Regions from separate parts of the Homo sapiens genome. Here region 2 is linked to region 1. A link is an interaction called in ENCODE POLR2A ChIA-PET data of the cell type or tissue named here. Cell type or tissue: CD4-positive, alpha-beta T cell. All regions are shown on one strand. Region 1 holds the start of H3-3B (H3.3 histone B). Region 2 overlaps UNC13D (unc-13 homolog D).

What was found. Peaks named below come from ENCODE experiments on the same cell type or tissue, not always from the same donor. Only the 100,000 strongest peaks of a DNase experiment are listed, where the experiment ranks them.
Region 2: POLR2A ChIA-PET joins it to region 1 with 83 read pairs; 33 of 35 experiments call an interaction of 5 or more read pairs at or near these places.

What each region holds. Positions count from the first base shown.
Region 1 is chr17:75,774,916-75,779,915 of GRCh38, forward strand. H3-3B (H3.3 histone B) reads right to left here and starts at 4,864. Exons shown (of 4, transcript NM_005324.5): 1 at 4,742-4,864; 2 at 4,132-4,269; 3 at 3,895-4,048; 4 at 1,519-3,808. The coding sequence starts at 4,259. The coding sequence ends at 3,680. RefSeq lists silencers at 64-113, 214-273, 1,204-1,253, 4,185-4,454 and enhancers at 1,584-1,673, 3,952-4,556. In CD4-positive, alpha-beta T cell, a CTCF peak has its summit at 4,198 (motif pointing right); DNase peaks (open chromatin) are centred at 2,206, 4,206, 4,466, 4,976 and 3 weaker places; H3K4me3 peaks cover 3,877 bases; H3K27ac peaks cover 1,387 bases.
Region 2 is chr17:75,830,089-75,835,088 of GRCh38, forward strand. UNC13D (unc-13 homolog D) reads right to left here. Exons shown (of 32, transcript NM_199242.3): 21 at 4,832-4,975; 22 at 4,530-4,628; 23 at 4,237-4,443; 24 at 3,987-4,055; 25 at 2,878-2,957; 26 at 1,155-1,260; 27 at 1,010-1,081; 28 at 490-573; 29 at 274-394; 30 at 1-63. Among named protein-coding and RNA genes, the nearest start is that of UNC13D, 12 kb to the right of the region's middle. RefSeq lists enhancers at 1-649, 320-614, 650-1,637. In CD4-positive, alpha-beta T cell, CTCF peaks have their summits at 156 (motif pointing left), 358 and 560; DNase peaks (open chromatin) are centred at 153, 2,213, 2,879 and 2,999; H3K4me3 peaks cover 1,222 bases; H3K27ac peaks cover 3,240 bases.

The sequences.
Region 1 (5,000 bases):
TTCTCTATGGCGGGCTAGACTGGCCATAGGCCTCAGTCTCTGAATCTGAACACAGGCTGGGGCCATCTTGCAGAAACCATAGGGCAAGCCCTTGTTTCCTGCTGATTGAATTGCAGACAGCTGACCGTGTTCCGCAGTGTTCCTCCCTCTACTGACCTACCTGAAGGTGATTCAGGAGAAAGGGATTGCTTTCCCAGGGCTGCAAGACCCCACCCTGACACCTGACACCAGACAGTGCTTGCAAGGAGCCAGGCAGGGGGAGCTGAGCAGCAGACACCACTGTTGGGGAATCATCCAGTGAATCGATGAGTTGGAAACTGTTAATTTCCAGTCCAGGCAGTCAGCTCAGGGCCTCTTCTCCTTCCCTTTGGCTGATGGTCCCTAGGCCAGGACCAGTGGACCAGGTGCTAAAAGTATCCAAGGTCCTGACAGGACTCTGGCTCCCAGAAATTCTGAAACCCAAGCCACTCCACTTGTCCTGAAGCCCTTAGCCTGTGTCCTCAAGAAGGTGGCTGGAAGACCACTTGTTCATGATGAAGTTGCAGGTCAGGAGCTGGGTCCACTCTTAGTGAGGGAACACCCGTTGCCCTTCATTTCTCCCGTCTTCCTCTTCACCCTTCCTTTTCCTTATTCTGCAGTTACACTGTGGACCCCTGGTTCTGGGTAAAACAACCCTGCTTCATCTCAAAACTGACTGCTATGTGGATCAGATGATTGAAGTTTAAGGGACAAATTATGTCCCGTTTTCAGATTGAAGGTGGTATAATTAGAATATTGGTGGGTAAGCAATTTGACCTTATTTTCCTGAGACATGTCCCTATACAAATAAGTCACTGGGTCCCCACCTCACATCACCATGGTATGGGTAGGTAGAACGACCGCATAATTTGCCAAATTGGGACAGAGAACAGTAAACACAGGCACTATTAAATACACTTCAAGCCTGTAATCCTAGCACTTTGGGAGCTCGAGTTTGAGACCAACCTGGGCAACATATGGAGACCCCGTCTCTAAAAAGTAAATACACCAGCTGGGCGCAGTGGCTCACACCTGTAATCCCAGCACTTTGGGAGGCCGAGGTGGGCAGATGACGAGGTCAAGAGATGGAGACCATCCTGGCCAACATGGTGAAACCCCGTCTCTACTAAAAATACAAAAATTAGCTGGGCATGGTGGTGTTTGCCTGTAGTCCCAGCAACTCAGGAGGCTGAGGCAGGAGAATCACTGGAACCTGAGAGGCGGGGGTTGCAGTGAGCCAAGATCGCGCCACTGTACTCCAGCCTGGTGACAGAGCAAGACTCCGTCTCAAAATAAATAAATACACCACTTCAGCAGGCACAGACTGGCACTGTCCTGGGCCAACTGTCACTGAGGTCACCTCAATAGGGAGCTTCCTTATTATTGAATGCGCACGTCCCAGCCCCAGATGAATCAGAAGTCAGTGCTTTTTGGACATTGCCCCAAACTTTTTGAAAGACATTATCATTTGAATGAAAACCATTGAGAAATGAGAAAATCTTAACTTCAAAAATTTTATTTTAGTCTCATCCATCAAGGGCATAGGATACCTGCATCAGCTGCAACTTCTGCTTTTCTCCTTTGCCTCTGCTCCTTTACCCTTACCGAGGGATATCCCATACAGGAAGCCGCCTACAACCAAAAGCTATCTTCGCCTTCTGGGTTGAGTGCTCAAGCCAAGTGTGGAAATGCAAGTCACTGCTTCGGCAGATTGCAAGCTGCCCAATATAATCTAAGAGCCTTCTATGCCAGCCTGCAGACTGGAGAAGGTTCACTAGTGTCACCCACTTGGGTTGTCACAGGTAGTAAGCAGAAGCTAACTCATCACCGTAGCCAGGTTTGTGTACTTTGTTTCCAGACACGCTACAGCATAGCACGTTCCAACATCTGATCTTAATCTCATTCTGAAGCACAGTGAGGAATCAAGTGTGCTTGTTCCAGAGCTGATTATGAACTTTCTAGAAAAGCGGGTCATTATATTGCATCCTTTCATAGGAGCTCATTATCACGACCTGAAAGATACCTACTTTACCTTCCCTCCAAAATATCACATTTGAAACTAACCCAAACTTTTGAGAAAGCAATTTTAATGGGGTATAACTTTAAGCAGTTGCTAACTTCAAACGTGGAACGCTTTGATGACTGCTGGCTCTCATGCTGTCTCACTGACATCCACGTACTATGCTTTAGTGGCCATCATCGCACAAGGAAACTGGTTTCATACTGAAGTTTAAGACTGAGTTCTACACCTGTGGGCTTCTACACTACGGAACGGGAGTGGGGGGGCTGAAAAGCTTATTAATATACTTTGTCTTAGCCCACACTGCAAATACAGCACTATTATGGCATCTTAATCAAGCAGAGAGCTGTTCACATGCTTTCTACAGTATCTTTATAAATAAAAGGTTCCTTTATCCACCAAACAACACCTGAAATGATCTAAGTTCAAAACATTAGTATACAAGGACCTAGATAATGGGACATGTGAAAACTTAGTACATTCAATTTAGGTTTTGGACACTTAGTTGGATAAACAAGTTTATTTGTAAATTTAGTCAACATACATAATTGACCTAAAAACTTCAGTAAATTTTAAAACCACTTGGAAGGCCATCTCTATAAAAATGATTTTCCCAGGACAGTAACCAGATGTAACCTAACCCAACACCATCTTAATTGGCAGAGGTTCAGTGGGCTGGAGTTTTGTGCTCCTCCCCCACACCAAGTTTTTATAATACAAATGCCACAAGAAAAAGAACTTCGGTACTGTTTCCTCAGCAGAGGAGAAAAACTCAACCTAGTTATGAGACCAACCACACAACACAATGAAAAGCTGCACTAACTAGTTCAGAATGTTAGTTAAGATGATGCTGGTGTGAATAACTCGTTTTTTCTAGAGCCCTTATAAATAAAATCCCCCAGTTAGTGTTTGCATTATCAGCTAGAGGGTTAACATGTGGTAGAATGAGGACTTATGCAAGGTATAAATGCGCATAGCATTTTACTACTATGAGAACAAGTGCAGTCAGAAGAAAACCAACTGGACTCTAAATTACACACACCTTAATGACAAGACTCCCCACCACTTGTGAATGTAAAACATTTAATTTAAAAATGTTGATACTACAATATATAAAATAGCTATTATAAATGCACATAGTGTATTCTATAGCTGCCAGGTTTACTTTTTTTTTTTTTAAAGGAAACTGTAAGTTACACTGTGGTTAAGACTTGTATCTTCACCCTTGAAAAAGCCCACATTCTATCACAGTGATGTATGGTCAGACTTAACAGCCCCAATTGTTAAACACTTGGATCAAGTCATAACCAGTTTTATTGCAAAAGGACCCTGTACACATTTATCAACTCTAGTACCTTAATAGCTACCCAACAAGTCATTAACATACAGAAACATGCATCATGAGAAGCAAGAAGTATCACCCATCCCTTCTGCATATTAGCAACTTGTCACTCCTGAGCAACAGTGCTCACATCACTGAGGTCTGTGAACAGTCACTTTTCGCATTCATCCTGAGTGAAAGATGGAATGACTTAAGTACAAATGCAACATATTATAAACAATTTCTTACAAAAAAAGTCACAAATTAAACCAAAGTATTTTACAGAATTTACTACAAAACGCCATAAAAACTGCCTTCACTTAAGCTCTCTCTCCCCGTATCCGGCGAGCCAACTGGATGTCTTTGGGCATGATGGTGACTCTCTTAGCGTGGATGGCACACAGGTTGGTATCTTCGAACAGACCCACCAGGTACGCTTCGCTAGCCTCCTGTTGAGGACGAGAGCCGCACTATTAATCCCACTCGGGGAGCGGAAACCGCCCAGCCCTCCCCCGGCTCCAGGCCTTTGTCTTACCTGCAGCGCACCGATGGCTGCGCTCTGAAACCTCAGGTCGGTTTTGAAATCCTGCGCGATCTCCCTCACCAACCTCTGGAAGGGCAGCTTCCGGATGAGCAGCTCGGTCGACTTCTGATAACGACGAATCTCTCGAAGCGCCACGGTCCCGGGCCTGCAGCGAGCAGGGGAGGAGTGAGCGGACGCTGCCGCACAAAGCCGGCCACCGCCGGGCCATTGTTCCCCCGCCCGACCTACCTGTAGCGATGAGGCTTCTTCACCCCGCCGGTAGAGGGAGCGCTTTTCCTGGCGGCTTTCGTGGCCAGCTGTTTGCGGGGGGCTTTCCCACCGGTGGACTTACGAGCAGTCTGCTTGGTTCGGGCCATTTTCTTTCACCTAAGAAAGACGCCCCGAAGATAAGGCCGCCGCGCTCACCCGGGCCGCCCCCCAGGGCTGCGGGGGGAGGAACAGATCCTGGCCCCACCGCCGGGCCTCCCGCCTCCCCGCGCCCCACCTCGCGGCAGCAGATGGCCGAGGGCCGCCAACCTCCTCCCCCTCCCCTAATGACTCAGGCTGCGAGGAGCGGCAGCCTCCCCCGGGAGGGGGAGCGCGGGGAGGAGTCACTTCCCTTCCTCGACGGGCGGAGGCCCGACTGCCCGGAACCCGGCGTCGGGACCTCTGAATCACCGCCGGGAAAAGGCGGGGACACAGTTCCGGAACAAAGCCCCAAGGGGAAACCTCCCGGCCCCATACCCGACCCGACGCCAGCGGCCCGAGCAGCCCCCGCCGCTCGGCTCCCAACGGCCGCGGCGCGCGGCGCCAACGGTTGGCAGAACCTGAAGCCGCGGGTAAACCTACGAACGCCTACCCAACGCCGAAGTTTTAGGCCACTTCTCCGACCGCCGCGCCGCTTCCGCTGCCCGAGGAAGAGCCGCAGTCGACGAGCGAAAAACCAGCACCGCCCAACGAACGACCAAACCGCTCTGCGCTCCAAGCCCCCGCGTCGCCTCCGTTTTTATAGGCACGCTTCACGCTGCGTCTCTGCGTCATAGAACCCTTATTTGCATACACCAACGACTTTTTCTATTGGTGGGCGCTTTCGCCGACGCGCTGACATCCCCCGACAC
Region 2 (5,000 bases), 55 kb after region 1:
CGGCCAGCTCAGGGAACTCATGCCTGGGCTCCAAGGTCAGCTGGACAAAGGGGTCGCTGGAGCCTGGTAAGTGGCCGGGGAGTGTGCGTCAGCTGAGGGTCTCCCAGGCACCCCACCCCAGCAGCTATGCTCTGCTCAGCGGCACTGACCCCTCCTGGTAACTGGAGGAAATGCACCCAGAGCTCCTGCAGGGTGAGCGAAGCCCCCAGGGTCGCTGAGACAGGAGGGCCAGGACGGGACCATGGAGAGTGGCCAAAGGCAGCCTCCACTCACCATTGGAGTCCAGGGGCAGCAGGCTGGAGGCGCTGAGCAGCTCCACACGCAGCTTCTGCTCAGAGGCGCGGTAGGAGGCCTTGACTGTCACAGCCCCCAGCTCCTCAGAGGTGGTTTCTGCCTGGGGTGGGGAGCAGGGGCAGGGTCAGCAGGGTCACAGCGGGAGCGGGGTGCTCCAGGGCCTGCAGAGGGCGCAGTGCGAGGGAGGGGCCTCACCTGCTGCTGGATTCGGCTGCAGAAGTACTTCCGGATGAGTTCCCGGCTGGAGGCCGCCTGCAGCTCCAGGTCCCTCTGCAGAGCCTGGGAACACATACAGCTGAGGATCCACCTGGACTGCACGCCCAACCACAGCCCAGGCCTGCCCTCCAGGAGCTCACTGTCAAGGGTAACATGTCCGTTTGAAATGGAAAGTATTGGGTCATGGGACAACGGGCTGGGGCCACCCTCAGGCCAGACAGACAGCAGGAGAGGCACAGACAGGGCTGGCTTCACAGGCGTGCTTCCCCGACCCCACCCCCCATGCGGGCACACAGGGCCCCTGTGCTTAGGAGGACCCAGGCTTGGTTTCAGGTTCTGTCGTCACCGTTCTAAAATTTGTAATAACTTTTGAATAAGGGGCCCAGTTTTTCATTTTGTACTGGGCCCCATAAATTATGTAGCCGACCCTGGACATAGGTGAGTGCCAAAAGGCAGGCTCCCCAGACTTCCTACGGGGAAGCTCACCCAAAGCCCCTACCTGGAAGGTGGCAGTGTGCAGGGCCTTGGGTGGCAGGCCACAGCCCTCAGCGTGGAAGCAGATCTCCAGGTTCTGGGGGAGATATCAGAGGTGACCCCAGGCACCCTCCCACCAGGGTTATCATTGCTGTGACCGGTTCTGTTACCTGCAGGGCAATCTTCAGCCTGTTGGAAGCCAGGGATGAGCTGCGCTGGGAGGCGGCCGCCTCCACCAGCACTGTGAGTGTGTGGGTCCAGAGCAGGGTCAGGAGGCTGGGGCGGGGCCGGAGGGATGCGGACACAGCACGGCAGGGCGGTGGCGGAGGAGGAAGCAAAGACGCTCTTGAGAAAGGGGCGGCCTCAGTGACCCAGCCCCACCCCAGCTCCTCCCACCCCCAACCTCCCCCTCCGCCTCCCACCCCAGGTGAGGCTGGGGAGAGGGTGGGTACAGGACCAGCAAGGGGCAGGTGGGATCAGTCCTATCCAACACACCTCTCAACCTCAGTGAGGAACCCTCCCCAGCACACTAACGGAATGCACAAACAAGGCTGGAGACAGGGAGGAGGCCAGGCCCCCAGTGACAACCATGATTTAAGACAGAACCAGGCCGGGCGTGGTGGCTCACGCCTGTAATCCCAGCACTTTGGGAGGTCGAGGTGGGTGGATCAGGAGGTCAAGAGATTGAGACCATCCTGGCCAACATGGTGAAACCCCGTCTCTACTAAAAATACAAAAATTAGCCAGGCATTGTGGCACGTGCCTGTAGTCCCAGCTACTTGGGAGGCTGAGGCAGGAGAATCGCTTGAACCCAGGAGGCGGAGGTTGCAGTGAGCCAAGATTGCACCACTGCACTCTGGCCTGGCAACAGAGCAAGACTCCATCTCAAAAAAACAATTAGCCAGGCATAATGGCATGCACCTGTAGTCCCAGTTACTCAGCAGGCTGAGGCAGGGAATCACTTGAACCCGGAGGCGGAGGTTGCAGTGAGCTGAGATCGCGCCACTGCACTCCAGCCTGGGCGACAGAGCGAGACTCCGTCTCAAAAAAATAAAAAATATATATACATGGTTTAAGAAATAAAAACGGCCGGGCTCCGAGGGGCCCTGGCTTATACCTCTGGGGGTGGAACAGAACTCTAGGAGGGCTGCGGCCTCTTCAGGGCCCAGATTCCACAGGGAGGTGGGGCGCTGTCATCATCATCGTCACTACCGCTAATAGTCACTGACCACTTCCTTTGTACTGACACCACGCTCAGCACCTCACATGACCCATTTAATCCTCAACAGAAGCCAGAACTACTCTCATCTGCACCGGGAACTTGCCCAAGGCTGCTAAGCAGTGATGAAGCCGGAGTCTGAACCCAGGTGGTCCAGAGCCCATGTGCTGGACTCCACCGCCTGTTGCCTGGCATGCTGGGTCCCTGCTATAAGACACCCTAGCTAGAAGTTCTCCCTGCACCGTGGGCAGGGACCACCTGTAACCTAATGGGGGCAGAGGAGCAGGCAGGGAGGCCCTGAAGACAGGCCTGGGACTAAAGGAGAAAGGACAGGTAGATTTTGGCTCAGCCTAAGGAAGAACTCAAAGCACTCAGAGCTAGGCAGCAGGAAATGGGGAGGCCTGAGAAGTGGCAAGCTCCCCGTCCCTGCAGCGAGCCTTAGCAGAGCCTGTTGCACCCATAAGGGAGGTCACCAAAGGGATTCACCTCCACCCCTCAGAACGGATGCTGAGGCCCAGGAAAGAGGGGCCGTGGGAGGAGAGGGGGAGGTGGCGAGCGCGCCCAGGGCAGGGGCTGCTACACCCCTCAGAACGGATGCTGGGGCCCAGGAAGGAGGGGCCGTGGGAGGAGAGGGGGAGGTGGCGAGCGCGCCCAGGGCAGGGGCTGCTACAGACCTGCTGAAGTTCTCCTGCACCAAGTTGGTGTTCATGTAGCAAAGCTCCACCTCCAGGAACTTCATCAGGGGCAGAATGGCCTGGGGAGGGAGATGGGGAGCAGGTGTGGCTCCGGCCCATGTTGGCCCCACCCCCATCCCCTTCCCCTGACCTGGAGGGAGGAAACAGGGCTGGGAACCGTTCTGTGAGAGCAGTTTGTAGTGTCTGTAAGAGGCCGGCCTGCCCACCTCTCTGCCTTCCCCTCTCCGTTGCTCAGCCTGTCCCAGCCACACTGGCCTCCTCTACAGCCCTGGAACCTTCCAGGCATGGTCCTGCCTCAGGGTCTCTGCCCTTGCCGTTCCCTCTGCCTGGAATGCTCCTCCCCTAGAACTTCTCATGCCTCCTCCCCTTGCTTCCCGTAGGTCTTCGCTCAGTTGTCACGGCCTTCCCTGGCCACCATCTAAAAATACAACCCTCTGACACTTCTCAGCCGCTTCTCTGTTTTAAATTTTCTCTGTAGACTTATCATTATCTAGCACACTGCATGTGTGTGCACGCGCATACACGCCTGTGCATAGAGTTAACAGCTATAACTATCACTATAGTTATGGATACTCACTATGTAGCTCTTTTTTCACCTCCACTACTAGAACGTGGGCTCCAGGAAAGCAGGTATTTTGTCATATTGTTCACTGACCTATCCCCAGTGCTTAAATCAATGCATAGGACAAAGTGGGGACCTAATAAATAGTTGGTGAATGAATGAATATCCTTCTACCCGCCAGTCGAAGGTGTGCATCATGATATGCCCCCACTTACAGGTCAGCTGGCTTGTGTGAACAGGACGGCAAAGCTAGGAGGCAGCTGAGAAGGATGTGCACCCTGGCCTGTTTGGCTGCAAAGTCTAAGCCGTCCCCAACTGCAGCCCCCTCATTGACTGTCAGTGCTGGGACAGCCAGTGGAGTGACCCAACCCGTTCCTGTGAGCATCCCAGGAGGAAACTGAGGCCCAGGGAGAGAACATGCTTTGCCTGGTCTGGGGGACTTATCTTTGACACCAAGGCCTTCAATGACCCCAGATCTACAGAGCTGGCAGGGTGGTGAAGGCCAGCAGGCAGAAGGGCCACTTACATCCTCAGGCAGGACAGACTCCCTGACGCCCACCAGTTTCTGGATGTGCTTGGCGATGCCCACCTCCAACTGGAGACACAAAACGGAAGAAGGAGGGAGGTCAGGGCATGAGTCGGGGATGGAAGAGTTCCTTAGGGCCTGAGTTTAGACGCACGAAGGGGTCAGGGTTGGACCTTGGCCCAGGTGCTGCTGGAGCCAGGTAGGCTGAAGACGGGATGGGATGGGGTGACTGTGCGGTCGGACAAGGTACCTGCTCGGCCAGGGTGCGGACGCCAGTGCGGATCTCATGGCCCAGCCCGGCCAGCGCGCTCTGCAGCTGGGCATGCAGCGTGTTCTGCAGCTGCCCCTGCTCCAGCACGGCCCCTACCCGCTGCTCCAGGGCCTCCCATGCCAGCTGGGCGGGCAACTTGCCGATCACCAGCCGCAGCTGCTCCATGTCATTCACCACCACACACAGCTGGGACAGAGATGCAGAGCTTCCTGAACTGTGCCCAGGCTGGTCCCCACACCCAGCTAGACTCCCAGCCCCAGCTCTGGCCTTACCATGTTGGCTGCCTGGCCTTGGTCCTTCTGGCCTGAAGAGAGCTCGCGGGCCCGGGCCTTTATAAGGCTGCAGTACACCAGGGCCAGGCGACAGGTGTCCTAGGGTGGGGTTGGACAGAGGGAACTGATCCATGGGTGGGGCATCCAGGAAGGGCAGGTGGGAGGGCATGGGAATTTCAGCGACTTGGGGGATTTAGAATACAGGCCTTGGGAGGCTGCCTGGGTGAGAGCACGGGAGAAACGGTGGGTGGTAGTGTGGCTGTTCTAGAAAGAGGGGGAAGGACACGTGGAAGATGCCGCACCTCCACAAACTTGACGGTAATCATGAAGGCCTCCTCTGGGTCTGGCCAGTCCAGCTGCCGGGCAGTGTGGCTGATCTGGGCAAAGCAGGTGGATAGATCCACCGCTGATGTGCTGTGCTTGGTCAGTTCACCCAGGGGCACCAGCTGGGGGAAGAAAGGAGGACTCAGG